Linked DNA regions of Homo sapiens: regions 2 and 3 are each linked to region 1. The links are chromatin loops, found by intact Hi-C in ENCODE. Cell type or tissue: heart right ventricle. All regions are shown on one strand. Region 1 overlaps KLF4 (KLF transcription factor 4). Region 2 overlaps LOC105376205 (a long non-coding RNA gene). Region 3 overlaps LOC105376205 (a long non-coding RNA gene).

Region 1 (5,000 bases):
AGATAAAACGCAATATGTAATAAAATCATGAATAAAATGATAAGAATAATACATAAAGTAAAAGGGTTTATGTGGGACTGGGTGGCATTCATGTCTGTATGAGAGACAGGGAAATAAATGGACAAGAGTGGGTGAGGGAGTATCTAGGCTACAAATCCATCTATGTATGTATGTTGTGTTGAATGGAGCTTCAGAAGCCAGAACATTTAATAGGACAGGTGGCTGATACAGGCTGCTAAATTTAGATACTCCCATTTGTTGAAGTACAACAGGTACCACCACTGCTTGTTTTAATATTTTCTCTGTGGACTTGCTTCTGTAGCATAAAGACTACCTCCCCTGGGCTTCCTTATATGGAAATAAATTATATGTAAAAATTATCAATCTCCAACTGTGAAGAGCATTTCATGTTTCTAAAAATTGTAACACTTTTTCATTGATTTTTTTTTTTTTGATAGAGATGAGGTCTTGCTATGTTTCCCAGGCTGCTCTCAAACTCTTGGCCTCAAGCAGTCCTCCCACCTCAACCTCACAAAGTGTTGGGATTACAGGTGTGAGCCACCACACCCGGCCTGGAACAATTTTTGGAAGAAAAAGAAATATTCCTCATGACCATCCTACTTGAGATAGTGAAAGCATCTGTTTTGTTTTACAAACTGAAACAGGATAGCAAGAGTCAAATACGTTTTCAGGCAGAAAGAATTTTATCAGAAGAGACATTTTGCTGGAAAATAGGTGGACTGAAAGTCTGTTGATGTGTGTAGGAAACATCATTGTTAATCCTTTGTGTGTGTAGGCACACAAGTTAAAATAAGAAACAGTAAAATTAAGTGTCATAAGGAAAATATAATAAGCAGGCATCACAATTATTAGGTACTCTTTATTGTATAGTGTATAAACGGCTCTGTAACACCATAATGACAGCACACCTAGGAGCCCACAGCTGATAGGTCCCAGAGTAAATAATTTAGCTATTGGCGTATGTCGAATAGTATTTTGTTTGGTCACAGTTTTGGGAAATCTTCCTCATTCATTTTAGATATTGAAGCTTTCTTTTTCAGGCTAGAAAAAGTTAATGTAGGCTGGGTGCTATGGCTCATGCCTGTAATCCCAGCACTTTGGGAGGCCGAGGCAGGAGGATTGCTTGAGCTCAGGAGTTCGAGACCAAACCTGGGCGACATAGTGAGACCCTGCCTCTATAAAATTTTTTAAAATTAAATTAAAAATTAAAAAAATAGGGGTTGGGGAGAGGGAGCATCAGTTAGAATAGCTAATGGATGCTGGGTTTAATATCTAGGTGCAACAAACCACCATGGCACATGTTTGCCTATGTAACAAACCTTCACATCCTGCACATGTACCCTGAACTTAAAAGCTGAAGAAAAAGAATTAAATAAAAATTAAGAATAAAGAAAAAGTTAACGTAGAGGAATGTTAATCTATGACATCAGAAAATTTTAAATAAATTTAAAATTCTTGATAGTTTATGCATGTTTCTTCTATTCGAGATAATATGCACTTAGCAAATATAAAGATGGCATTTTTCAGTCATTTTCATACACCGTGTGCCAAAAGATTCTGTATAACAGAGGTGGATTACAAAAGCAACCAACCACAATTTAACAGAAATTTAAGAAATTTAAACTTAAAGAAATCTAAACATAATTTACAGAATAATGTGTTCTAATGAGGGCTTTTTGTTTAAATAATTTTAATTGTTCTTTATATCTTCATTCTTATGAAAAAGTTTTTCAAACTTACTATAGCTGTTTTAGAATATTTGAAAACTTCAAAAAAGAAAATTTAGGCTGGGCACGGTGGCTTATGCCTGTAATCCCAGCACTTTGGGAGGCCTAGGTGGACGGATCACTTGAGGTCAGCAGTTCGAAACCAGCCTGGCCAACATGGTGAGACCCTGTCTCTACTGAATATACAAAAATTCGTCGGGTGTGGTGGTGGGCGCCTGTAATCCCAGCTACTCAGGAGGCTGAGGCAGGAGAATCGTTTGAACCTGTGAAGTGGAGATTGCAGTGAGCCGAGATCACACCACTGCACTCCAGCCTTGGTGACAAGCAAGAATCCATCTCAAAAAAAAAGAAAAGAAAATTAAAACTGAGAAAACCAGTATGAATATTTTGGCAGTTCCTTCTAGGGTTTTCTCTTAATTTCCTTTTGTTTCTCTCTCTCTCCTTCAAAGCACACATACACTTAAATGTACACAGTTGAATTGGTACTGTTGATAGTCTTATATCCTGCTTTTTCCACTTAACATTACTATGAGCATTTTTCCATGTCATTAAATATGCTTTGAATATGTTCTTGGCCACATAAAATTCCATCCTATTGATGCACCTGTTTTCTTTTAAGCAGAGACACATGCTATGCTTTCCAGTCATGGTGGACTCTCAAAAGCCAAAGAAAATACCTTGTGCTGATCTACCATAAGCCTCTTATAAACATCCATTTTTTATTTCATTTATTACATGTACCCATGGTACAAACGCACCTCTGGACACTAGATACAATCAATAGTTAATAAGCACTCTAAAAAAAATGCCAGTGAGCAGTGAGCTCTGTCCCCTTGATGATGTTTAGTCACCCACATCACTATTACAAGTATATAAGGTGTCAACAAGTGTCACAAATGCTTTTTCCATTTTGCGATAGCCCCAAATGAATTTCAATCTTTCAGGCACCCATCTCAAGAACTTCAGATTCTAACAGGGCAGTTTTGAGTTTTAATATTAAAACTTCTAATATAAACGCTACAAACTTACCATAACACCATCTTACTTTACACTTAGTTTTATGAATTTGAATAATTTTTAAATTATTTTATTTCAGTTTGTTTTCCCACCTTCAGTCAGGGGAACTGATTTAGCTTTAAAACAATCTGCCAGAAACTTTGGTTCTGACCTCTTTAAGGCTGTAACTAGTAGAAGTGATGTATCTTTAACACACACCAAGCATAAATGAACCCTTTAATCCTCAGGAGGGCACTGTGGAACTACGTTCTTAGGGTTGTCTGCTGTAGGAAGGTTCTTTTGTTACTCAGATGTGAGGGGTGCTGGGACAGGCCTCCACAGAAAACTTTTTTATTTTTATTTACTTTAAAAGACAAACCATAAAGATTTTTTTCAAATATGAAACTGAAATGTATATATTTCATAAATATTTTCATACTAAACTGAGCAAATTTAAGGATGATTAAGCTGTTTCTACTGGGAAAATCATAGGTAAGGAAACTGCTTTCACGTAGCTTTACGTACATTTGGAAAGAGCAAACCTGAACTGGGTTTTTAATCTTGTAATTTTTAAACGTACAATAATCAAGAGTTCTCAGCCCTATATTGATAGTATTTATGGTAAAACTAAATAGTTTTTTTTTAATAAAAAAAGGTATTTTAATTTGTTGACATAAAGTTGGCTTTTTTGTGCGTGCTTCTTACATGCCTTATTAACCCGGTGTGTTTAAACCAAACACTGTTCATATTTTTCCAGGAGGAAAACAAAACAATAAAAAACATTATTCAGATAAAATATTATAGGTTTATTTAAAACTTAATTCTCACCTTGAGTATGCAAAATACAAACTCCACAAAATGTTCATTTTACTTTGTAGTTTACAAATATACAAAATAGACGTTTGCTTAAATTTATATTACATATTTATTAAGGCAAGGAACTATATAGAAAAACACATTTGTTCTGCTTAAGGCATACTTGGGAATAAACCATTGTACAAATTATTGCACATCTGAAACCACAGTGCATAACAGACTGTCTGCATAAAAATGCTAAAGAAGTAAACCAGGTATATTACCTGACTTAGGTCATAAATGTTGATCGGAAGACAAATATAGATTTTCCTTGTCAAAGTATGCAGCAGTTTGAAAACTTTGGCTTCCTTGTTTGGTACCTTTAGAACCAAGACTCACCAAGCACCATCATTTAGGCTATTTAAACATGTTTTCTGTACCTGAATTTCTTCCTCTTCTTCTAACATCATAATAATGGCTTTTAGAAGGTAAAGAGAATACAAGGTGATCTTTTATGCTTATATTGCATCAATACACAATTCAAGGGAATTCTGGTCTTCCCTCCCCCAACTCACGGATATAATTTATACCCTGATATCCACAACTTCCAGTCACCCCCTTGGCATTTTGTAAGTCCAGGAATATTCAAGTCGGATTTAGAATTGGAATGATAGAAGATCCAGTCACAGACCCCATCTGTTCTTTGATTTTTGTCTTTTGGATTCCTCATTTTTCCTGATTATCCACTCACAAGATGACTCAGTTGGGAACTTGACCATGATTGTAGTGCTTTCTGGCTGGGCTCCTTCCCTCATCGGGAAGACAGTGTGAAAAGTAAAAAATACTGAATTCTCTTCTGGCAGTGTGGGTCATATCCACTGTCTGGGATTTAAAAATGCCTCTTCATGTGTAAGGCGAGGTGGTCCGACCTGGAAAATGCTCGGTCGCATTTTTGGCACTGGAACGGGCGGTGCCCCGTGTGTTTACGGTAGTGCCTGGTCAGTTCATCTGAGCGGGCGAATTTCCATCCACAGCCGTCCCAGTCACAGTGGTAAGGTTTCTCACCTGTAAAGGTAAAAGAAAAAAAAAATTGACGCTATTGCTATATCAAAGAATCGCCCCTTTTAAAAACTGAAGGCCAGATAGTAAACCAACTCTGACCCTATCCTAAAGAAATCCAGGAATGTCTTTATACCACTGAAGGGGTGTATTGAATTCCATATCATAAACAGAAATACATTCCGTGCTTAAGTATTTGGTCTTGTTTTTAGGGGGTCAGTTAAGCACACAACCACCACCTACACCTATACTAATGTTTCACCAAAAACACACAAACACCACCTAAACCTATACTAATGTTTCATTTGAGTCAAGGCATCTCAGTGGTGGAAATGAAATTTGGAAATTGTGATTGGTAGTGTGCCCAAACCATGCAATCTTATTCCTACTACGACTGGGGAT
Region 2 (5,000 bases), 100 kb after region 1:
GTCTTGGAAAGTTTAAGGTTATGTCACTGCTGATACTAAGTGGTGACCACGGGCAAGTCACTGGCCTTTTATGGACCACAATTCTTTCATTTTAAAGCTGGGGAGACCCATATCTATCTTCCCCTTTCATGGGGTTGTTGGATATTTCAAAGCCACTAGAAAGCTCTTTCTAGAAGACACATGAACTTTAAAAGGCCAGTTGAAAGGTCCAACCCTCTGGCTCACTCACTGTCCAAAATGGGATACACCTCTGAGAGACGAGCCCATTTAAGGTCGCCTCTCTGCATTTGTCGTCTGTGAATGCCTGGGTCCTGGGATGCAGTGCCTGGATTCCTGGAAGGGCATTCTTAGAGAAAGCAGCCTGTGCAAAGAGCTGAGGTTGAGAGAGCACGTAGCATTTGGGAAACTGCAAGGGCTTCTATGGCTGGACTAGGGAGGGTGGGAAAGTGGTGAGAATTGAGGCTGAGAGAGAGCAGGGCCTGGTTTCATTTATTTATTTATCCATTCGTGATATCTATTGAGGGCTCTCTGAGCTGGACTCTGGACCAGGACAGGAATCAGGCTCTTGTCCTTGTGAACTCCATGTGTCTTGACATGCTAAAGTGCTTGGGCTTTAATGTGAGGACAATGAGAAGGCAGTGAAGGCATTTCTAGTAAGGACGATGCTGATGAGACTAATTTCCCTGCTGCTGCTAACAGCCAGTGTTCATCAGGTGCAAGGCATTTCTTCATTAACTCATAATGCACTCAACAGCCATTGTAAGTGGGATAGATGTTATTCTCATTTTAAGGTGAAGAAGCCATGAGAAGACTAAGTTCGGCGATGTTAAGTAACTGACCCAAAGTATACACAGGTGGTCTGTTGTTGACCCAGACTTCAACCCAGGCTATCTGACTCTAGGGGCCACTCTCTTAACCCCGCCCTTCTCCTCAGTGGTCGGAGCTGAAGTATTATCTTGCTTGATTTTTCAGTTTACCTTTTTGAGAGTTAAATCTGTGTGGAGGAGGAAAGGAGGAGAGACTAGAAGCGGAGAGGCCCTTTGGAGGCTCTGGTTCAGGCAAAAAAGGATGGTGAGTTTAATCTTGGGAGGGGGGGTGACTTTGAAATTTGGCAAGTTCAAGAGGCTTTAGGAAATTAGAATGAATAGTACATTGATCCATTCACTCAGCAGCTACTATCTGTCTGTTTAGAGGCAGGATCTTGCTCTGTCATCCAGGCTGGAGTGCAGTGGTACAATTATGGTTCACTATAACCTCAATTTCCTGGGTGCAAGTGATCCTCCTGCCTCAGCCTCCCAAGTAGCTGGGAATACAGTGCGTGTCACTACTAAAAATTTTTATAGAGATGGGTTCTGTCTATGTTGCCCAGGCTGGTCTTGAACTCCTGGCTTCAAGTGATTCTCCTGCCTTGGCCTCCCAAAGTGTTGGGATTACAGGTATAAGCCGCCATGCCTAGCCATCTGTTTATTGAGCAGCTAAGATGTGCCAGGCCCAGAAATGGCCAGGCCTGGGTTGGGGGGTGGCCCAGAAAGATTGCTGGTCTGTGAGTGAGAGGGGTGAGTCAAAAGTGACCTCACCAGATAAGGAGAGTTCTTCCTGAAATGAAGGTGCAGCCCACACCACTGCCTGAGGCAGAAGGAGTTAAGGGGAGCCTCCTGGAAGGGTCCCATCCTGCAGGTGAGAAGCGAGGGCCATCTGCAAGTGGGGCCGCCTGTAGTTTCCACCTGGCTGTGATGGGTTCCTTTTTGGCTCAAGTTGAGGTTTGCTTTGGCATGATTCCTCATTAATTACCCTTGGAGGTAATTCTGCAAATGCCAGTAATGACCAGTAGTTAATCTCTCTCTCTCCTGCTTGCCTCGCTTCTTCACTTGTTTTTTTCTTTAATGGGCCATCCAACCTTGTTGGAATGTTTACCAAAGCAGGATAGTTAGAGATGTAAATAAATGAATTTACCTTGTCTAAAGGATCTGGAGATAGAATTAAGGTGAGAGGAGTAATTTACAGGTGAATAATTACTTGGAAACCTCAGCAGAGAGACTGCTGGCGTTCTCTAATTATTTCTCTTCTCCCAATTTTCTCTTCTTTGAACTGCCAGCACGGGGGTGTACAGGGGTGGCATGGGGGGCTGGAGATGTTATTCTGGATTTCCCCTTGTGATTGTGAAATTCCTTCTGGGGAGGGCCTTGCCAGGATGTAGGGTTGTGACTTGCATGGCACTTTCACACCATGACTTCATTCAGATCCTCTGTGAGCGCTCTAGGTGGATGGTATGGCTAGCCACATTTATGGATGGAGAAATTGAGGTTCCTATATGTGAAGTCATTCCCCACAAGCCACACCACGGATCAGTTGCGTATTGTGGCTCAGACCCAGGTTTCTGACACTCCCCCCGCCCTACAGCTGCCTATAGGGCTTCCTCACCTGCCAGGCTGCCTTCTCCCTTCCCCAGGCAGACCCTTGACCCCTCCCAAACACCCCAGGCCGCGTGGAGCCAAAACGTTCTTTGGCGAACAACCTGCTCCGTCTTCCCTGTAAGCTAGTGGCCGCGCCCCTTCCTTACGCAGCTCATTTTCCATTTTAAGATTTCCTGTTTGAACTAAAGGGCAAAGATCTCAGCAGTATCAGCCTGGAGCCGGGCTTCTGTGTGTATAAAGGGGAGCCCTGGTCCCTGCCCTCTGTTTGTCCACTGGCCTTATCGACGGAGCCCAAGTCCCAAGTTCAGAGGCTTCAGTTCCTTCCCGATTTGCTGGGTAAAGTCCGGCCCTTCCGTGCGGGCGGCCAGGGCGGGTGGCCAGCCTGGAGCCAGCGGTCATTTATGGCCGGGCAGCGCTTCCGTCCTGCCTGGCAAGCCACTGGCTGCCGCTGACAGACGGACGGACGATGGAGAGACAAGGGCTCTTGGGGGTGCTTTCTCTTTCCCGTCCTTCCCTTTGTCCTCGGCTGAGGGCTGAACTCCTCTGGGGCTCTGCTGGCCTGGCAGCCATATGTCCCTGTAAATAGGGACAGACAGGGAGGAGGTCTGGGTTCCCTGAAGCCTCCTTGAAATTACATCTTCTTATGGGGTCGATTTGGCTCTCCAGGCCAGCATATACACTCACACTCACACACATATTCATGCTCAAGCACACACTCCCGGATAAAAACCGAGGCTCTCTATAGCTGAGTCCTTTCTCAGAGACACTGAGCTGGTGCCATTTTTATGGGGGATAATAAGAACTGTATCTTGGGAAGAACAGCACGTTAGTTCCAAGGTCCTTTCATCTCCTATGTCTCATCTGATCTGGAGGAAAATCAGGAGTCATCCAGATAGTTATCACCTGCATTTTACAGATGAGAGAAACTGAGAATCGGTGCCTTCATTTAATCATCCCTTTATTCAACGGGAGTTCCTAGGGAGCTTGCATCCACCAGGTGCTAAGGATTAAGAGGTGAAGTAGGTACAGTCCCTCTTCAGGTTGCTCAGGAAGTCAGTGATTGCAAGGCGGGGCACCAAATGCCCGAAGCAGCACCCTGGGGTGCCATGGGAGGCGGGAGTCAGGGCATGGGTTGGGGCTGGGGAAATGCTCCCATAAGGTTTGTCCAAAACCCCTGTGAAGCACAAGGAGACCCGGAGAAGGGCTGTAGCTCTTGATGGTGTGCACAGGACACATCCTACCTTTGAGTCTAGGCACAAATTGTGCATGAGGCTCTCTCTGTAGTGAAAGTCAGCCCTAGAGACACAGTGGAGAGGCTTCCTCTATTTGTGAACTGCTTTATCTCCAGGGCCTTAAATGGAGCACTCGATAAATATTTGCTGTTGAATGGACGCATACTACATACACACGTGCACACACAGTGCATGCCACTCTATCTCAGAGCTATAGAACCTACAACCTGAAGGAAGCTTCTAGAATAGTGCAGATTGATGGCTGGGGGCAGATCCAGAGTCAGAGCCATGGTGACCTGATTCTGGATCTCATATGCATGCCCTGAAGACCATGGGACTAGGTATTGAGGCACCCAAGTTCTGGTCTCCTTTACAATAGCTTTCAACTTTGTGTGACCTAATTTTTTTCCATTGCAAAGTAAGGAGGCCCTGTTGGCTGACCTCAGAAAGCCCCTTTTTCTGCTCTAACATTTGGTTAGTCTGGGAATGGGCAAATGGTACTAGGCAGGAATTTCTCCAAGCTGAGGAGAGTCCTTCTCTTTCCAGCCTGATATAGCAGGCTTCTGTCTGTTCTCCCTTGCCAACCCTCGTTGCCAGAAAAATGTAGGCCCCGTGGTCACTGCTGCTGGCCCTCTGGGCTCCTGTCTGCCTTCCCTGCTGCCTGCTGGCATGCAGGGGTGAGGGGCTATCATGTGGCTATTCTCCCACCCCCAGGCCCAGCCTCCCCATTCACTTCATCAGAACAAGGTGTCTGGGAACTGAGGAGTCTAGGGGTGACAGGGTGTCACTAGGCTCTTCCAGGCTGTGGTCAGCCCAGAGCCCCACAGCCCCAGAGCCTGTGCAGAGTCCTGCCTGGGGACTGTCCCATCTGGCCTGCCCTTCCGCCTTCCCTCTCATGGCTGCCGATGTGTGGTCTGCAGTAAATTTCTCTTGAGGCTCAGAGACTTCAGCAATGGCTATGAAAGATGTGGAGTCCCCAGTGTGCCCTCAGCCTGCAGCCATCATCTTTTCTGGGAAGTGGCACTTCAAGAGGTCATGGGGAAAAACTGTCTCCATCAGACCTCCCCACCGGGCAGCCTCTCCCACTTTGAGCCTTTCCCAATGGCATCCATGCCCCTTCCACATGATTTACCTCCCCTCCCCCACGGTGTTGTCCTTTTCTATCCCCTCTCTCTGGGAGGGAACACGGGACAGTGGAACTTGAAGTTGGAAAGACCGGGGAGTCTTTAAATCCCAGCCCTGCTGCAAATCAGCAGTATGACTTGAGCCTCAGGTTTTTCATCTATAAAATAATTACTTTTTCCCAGGCTTGTTAGGAAGATTCTATGAGATTATAGTGCATTAAAGCTCCAGG
Region 3 (5,000 bases), 94 kb after region 1:
CCCAGAGTTTCTGATTCAGCAGCCCCAGAGTGGGGCCTGAGAATGTGCATTTCCAACAGGTTTCCAGGGATGCTGATGCTGACAGTTAGGGAACCAGTCTTTGTGACCATTGATTGAGCAGATGAGTAAAGTCATCAAACATTCATTCAACAAACATTTTAAAATTAGTAGTCTGTGAGAGGTATTGCTTCAGCATTGGGGATACAGCAGTGAACAAGACAAGTGAAGGCCCCTCCTTCAGTGAAGCTTCCAGCATGGACATAAATAACGGACATGGTGGGTGACTCAGGGATCTGAAGCTGACCTGATCAATAATATCCCACTGTCAGCTCTGCGATTTTGATAGCTACAGAGATTACCATCTTTTGGCATCCCAAATTATTTCTATTCCCTAAAAGAAAAATCTGTCCAAAGGGATATGCCATTTAATGAGAACCTACTATGTGATAGAATTTGTGCCAAGGGTTTTGCAAATATATTTGCATTGCATTCTGACAACATGAGAAGCACCACTGCCTGCTTTTTTATAGCAGAGGTGACTGAGTTTCAGAGAGGCTGGTTAAATACCTTGCCCATATTTCTACAAACTAGTTTATGGTGCAGCTATGATTTATCCATGGTCTTTTTGTTGGTTCATGGTATTTCCTCGATCTGGTCCTCTTAGCAACATTCCCCTACTCCTCCATTTTTTCTAATTAACTCCTCTTAATCACTCTTTGGATTCCTAAACAAGTATTGATTTTTCAGGAAAGGATTTCTTGACTTTCTGGGTAAGTTTCAGTGGTATACTGATCTCTTATTTAATTTGCAGCGAAGGTCATATGATAGCTGCTTAATAAAATTTGCTGATCGAATGAAGGAGCTAATGAATTCAATAAAATCAGGGAAGGCTTCTTGGAGGAGGAGCACCTTGCTCCAGTGGGCTGAGAAGACATTCCATGAGACCAGAGCAAGGAGAGGAGTGGCCTGGCAGCTGAAGCCAGAGACAGACTTGAACCTGGAGGTATGAAAGCCTGTGTGGGGGATCAGGTAGTCTGTACAATCTTGGGGCTTGGTAGGTTTCAAGTGGAGGCCACACTGCGGGGAGATTGTAGGGGTTGACAGGGAATTCTGATTAAGCTATTTCAGGAAATAGCCCCGGAATATTTGAGGGCAGCCAAACCACATGTATTATTTGTTTCTGTTTCAGAGGAAAAGCTCAACAATTTAGGGTTCTGTGATAGGTGCATGGGGAAGGGGGTAGGGAGGAGGAAACATTGTTAAGGTTCAAGCTCCAAAACTGTATTCCTGGGACCTAGAGTCCTAGCTCTGCCCCTTCAGAGCATGTGATTAAGGCCAGGCATGGTGACTCATGCCTGTAATCCCAGCACTTTGGGAGGCCGAGGCAGGTGGATCACAAGGTCAGGAGTTCGAGACCAGCCTGGCTAACACGGTGAAGCCCCGTCTCTACTAAAAATACAAAAAAATTTAGCCGGGTGTGGTGGTGGGCACCTGTAGTCCCAGCTACTCGGGAGGCTGAGGCAGGAGAATGGCGTGAACCCGGGTGGCGGAGCTTGCAGTGAGCTGAGATCGCGCCACTGCACTCCAGCCTGGGTGAGTAAGCAAGATTCCGTCTCAAAAAAAAAAAAAAAAAAAAAAAAAAAGAGCACGTGATGATGGGAAAGTCACCTAACCACTCTGAAACTCAATTTCCTTCTATGAAAAATAGATTTTTAAAAATCACTAATTTATTGCATTTTGGTGAGGATTAAATGAGATAATATAGCATTGATGTACCCAGGATGACGTCTGGCACCTGACAAGCATGACAAATAGTAGCTATTGCCATGAAGATGAGTTTCCTCTTGTCTCTCCTTTCCTTCTCTCTTCTCTCCCTCTTCTTCCTTTCTTCACACATGCCCATGAGAAGATTTATAAGGGGTTCTGAGCAGAGCCCTGGAACTGGTTCTTGGCATCTACGCAGATGGGACATCACAGAGGGGCTAAAGGACGGAGCCTAGGGCAGCAGGGTGAGGCTCAAGGTAAAGCCGGTCATAGCCCGGGGCATCCAGATCATTCACCTTTTGGCATCCCAGTTTCTGCATCCGCATCAGGGTCACCATAATCCCAGCTGATCATTATTGCTACTATTATTGTCTCACTGCCTCAAATTCCTAATCTCCTCCCAGGAAATAATGTAGCAACTACTGAGGCCAGCAAGGGGCTGAGTCCAAATCAGATGAATACCATAGAACATGCTAATCTGAAGGGAAGTTCCTGCCTGGAGTAGAGGCCGCATTGCACTCACCTCCACACGAAACCAAAACAAAAAAATCAAGAGAAACAAATGATGCTTAAAACAGGAAAATCTTTCAGAGTTCACTTGGCTGCAGAGTCTTGTAGGGGACAGAATTACGGTAAATCTAAAAATAATGCCTTGTGTGCTTTTTCATTAAATGCACAAAAGTTTTCTCTTTTCTACTTGCCCAGGGAACAATATAATCCAACAAGCATACTTTGCCTGGTTTCTTTGCGTAGGACCCAGAAAAGCTCAGGGGAGAAAGAGTTCCTGAGATTGTAGTTTGTTGCTTGAAGATCAAACCCAGAGAAAGTTATTTTTATACCTAGTCTTTTTTTTTTTTCCTTCTCCTTTCAACTGTGTGGTATTTATCCTAGAATTAGGGGGTTGGTCTTGTTAAACAAAATATTTTTTTCCTTGATTTTAAAAGGAGTACATGTTCATTATAGAAAATTAGAGACTACTAAAAAAAAAGAAGAAAATGACATCTGTCACTCAAAGCTAGCCATGGTTAATGCTTCATGACTTTTTTTCTTCTAGACTTTTTTTTTTTTTACTATGCTTCTTTCATTTATTTTTATTTTTGAGATGGAGTCTCACTCTGTCACCCAGGCTGGAGTGCAGTGGCATGATCTAGGCTCACTGTAACCTCCGCCCCAATGGGCTCAAGTGATTCTCATGCCTTAGTCTCCCGAGTAGCTGGGATTACAGGTGTGCGCCACCATGCCTGGCTAATTTTTGTATTTTTAGTAGAGACGGGATTTCACCGTGTTGGCCAGGCTGGTCTGGAACTCCTGACCTCAGGTAATTCGCCCACCTTGGCCTCCCAAAGTGCTGGGATTACAGGCGTGAGCCACTGCACCTGGCCAATGCTGAGTATTGTCAGACTTGTCAATTTTTGCCTTTCTGGTGGATGAAAATGATATATCTTTATTTTAGTTTTCATTTTCTTGATTTGTTAATAAAGTTGAATGCCTTTTTAAAAAATCTTTTGCTATTTAAATTTTCCCCTTTTTTGAAATGTCTCTAGTGTCTTTTGCCCATTTTTCTGGCAGGCTGTTTATCTTTTTTTTTTAGGAATTCTTTATGTACTCCATGTATTATTCCTCAGTCAGTATTGTCAGTATTTTCTATCAGTTTTGGCCTTGTTTTTTCACTTTTCTTTTTTTTTTTTTTTTTAAAAAATACAACTTTATTTCTTTTACAGATGAGGTCTTGCTCCATCACCCAGGCTGGAGTGCAGTGGTATGATCATAGCTCGCTGCAGCCTCCAACTCCTAGGCTCAAGCAATCCTCCCACCTCAGCCTCCTGAGTAGCTAGGACTACAGGTGCATGTCACCATGCCTGGCTAATTTTTTTTTTTTTTGGTAGAGATAGGGTCTTGCCATGTTGCCCAGGCTGGTCTCAAACTCCTGGGCTCAAGTGACCTGCCTGCCTCGGCCTCCCAAAGTGCTGAAATTACAGGCTTGAGCCACTGCACTGAATCACATTTTTGAATTTATTAGTTTGATGAAGGTTTATGCTTTTTTGGAGTGTCTTATTTAAGAAATCTTTCCTTACCCTGAAGTTATCAATATCTTCTATATTTTTCCCCCAAATTTAAAGTTATGCTTTTTATTTCAGTCACTATAATACCTGAACCTGATGTGTGTTTGTGTGTTTGTGTGTGTGTGTGTGTGTGTGTGTATGTCTGTGTTGATAAAGTAGGGATCAAAATTTTATTATATCTTCCATCTGAATAACTGGTTGTCCATAACCATTTATTGAATAGTCCATCTTTAACCACCACCAACACACAATGCAAACTCTTTCCTATCATAGATATTTATAAATGCATGGGTCCATGGATCTGTTTCTGGGCTTAATTCTCCCCCAATTAGTGTATATCTCTCTCCACATATCAATACTATACTATCTTAGTATTTATAATTTTATAACAAATTTTGATATTTCACAGAGCAAGTTTACCTACTTTGTTATTCTCCCTCAAAATTGTCTAAATTACAATCACAATTTATATTGATTGTTTAAATTATTTGCCATTTGCTCTTGATCATTCATTTCAAATTAGGTGTTCAAGTTCCTTGGAAAACTCTGCTGATATTTTCATTTCAATTGGATTGAATTTGCAGATCAGTCTAGGAACAGTTGACATCTATATACCAAAACTTCCTATTCATGAACAGAGTTCCTCTCTCTTCTTCCATTTGTGTCTTTAAAAATGTCATTTAACAAGTTTTATAATTTTCTCCACAGAGGTCTTGCACATTTTTTACTAGAATTATTTTTGTTGCCATAATAAGTTTTTGGTTTTTTTTGTTTGTTTGTTTTGTTTTTTGATACAGAGTCTTGCTCTGTCACTCAAGCTGGAGTTGCAGTGGTGTGACCTGGGCTCGATGCAACCTCTGCCTCCTGGGTTCGAGCAATTCCTATGCCTCAGTCTCCCAAGTAGCTAGAATTACATGCGTGTGCCACCATGTCCGGCTAATTTTTGTATTTTTTTTTTTTTTTTAGTAGAGACAGCATTTTACCATGTTATCCAGGCTAGTCTCAAACTCCTAGCCTCAAATGATCTGCCTGCCTCGGCCTTCCAGAGTGCTGGGATTACAGGCTTGAGCCACTGCGCCTGGCTAGTAAGTTGTATTTTTAAAATTACACTTTTAACTGATGGTTATTTGGTTGTAAAAACGTAATTGAGTTTCATTTACTGATAACAATCTT

Evidence for each region. Hi-C counts contacts between places; a loop is a spot of excess contacts. Peaks named below come from ENCODE experiments on the same cell type or tissue, not always from the same donor. Only the 100,000 strongest peaks of a DNase experiment are listed, where the experiment ranks them.
Region 2: a loop joins it to region 1, with 4 times the contacts of the local background. A loop is called at or near these places in 19 of 110 quality-filtered maps.
Region 3: a loop joins it to region 1, with 11 times the contacts of the local background. A loop is called at or near these places in 19 of 110 quality-filtered maps.

What each region holds. Positions count from the first base shown.
Region 1 is chr9:107,481,323-107,486,322 of GRCh38, forward strand. KLF4 (KLF transcription factor 4) reads right to left here. Exons shown (of 5, transcript NM_004235.6): 5 at 3,530-4,604. The coding sequence ends at 4,429. Among named protein-coding and RNA genes, the nearest start is that of KLF4, 5.9 kb to the right of the region's middle. In heart right ventricle, a CTCF peak has its summit at 2,994; no DNase peak of the experiment used is centred here; H3K4me3 peaks cover 2,307 bases; H3K27ac peaks cover 2,703 bases.
Region 2 is chr9:107,585,107-107,590,106 of GRCh38, forward strand. LOC105376205 (a long non-coding RNA gene) reads left to right here. Exons shown (of 9, transcript XR_930217.2): 4 at 973-1,071. Among named protein-coding and RNA genes, the nearest start is that of KLF4, 98 kb to the left of the region's middle. RefSeq lists enhancers at 2,245-2,770, 2,771-3,295. In heart right ventricle, no CTCF peak of the experiment used is centred here; a DNase peak (open chromatin) is centred at 2,595; H3K4me3 peaks cover 998 bases; H3K27ac peaks cover 3,270 bases.
Region 3 is chr9:107,575,096-107,580,095 of GRCh38, forward strand. LOC105376205 (a long non-coding RNA gene) reads left to right here. Exons shown (of 9, transcript XR_930217.2): 3 at 812-1,003. Among named protein-coding and RNA genes, the nearest start is that of KLF4, 88 kb to the left of the region's middle. In heart right ventricle, no CTCF peak of the experiment used is centred here; a DNase peak (open chromatin) is centred at 2,185; H3K27ac peaks cover 1,869 bases.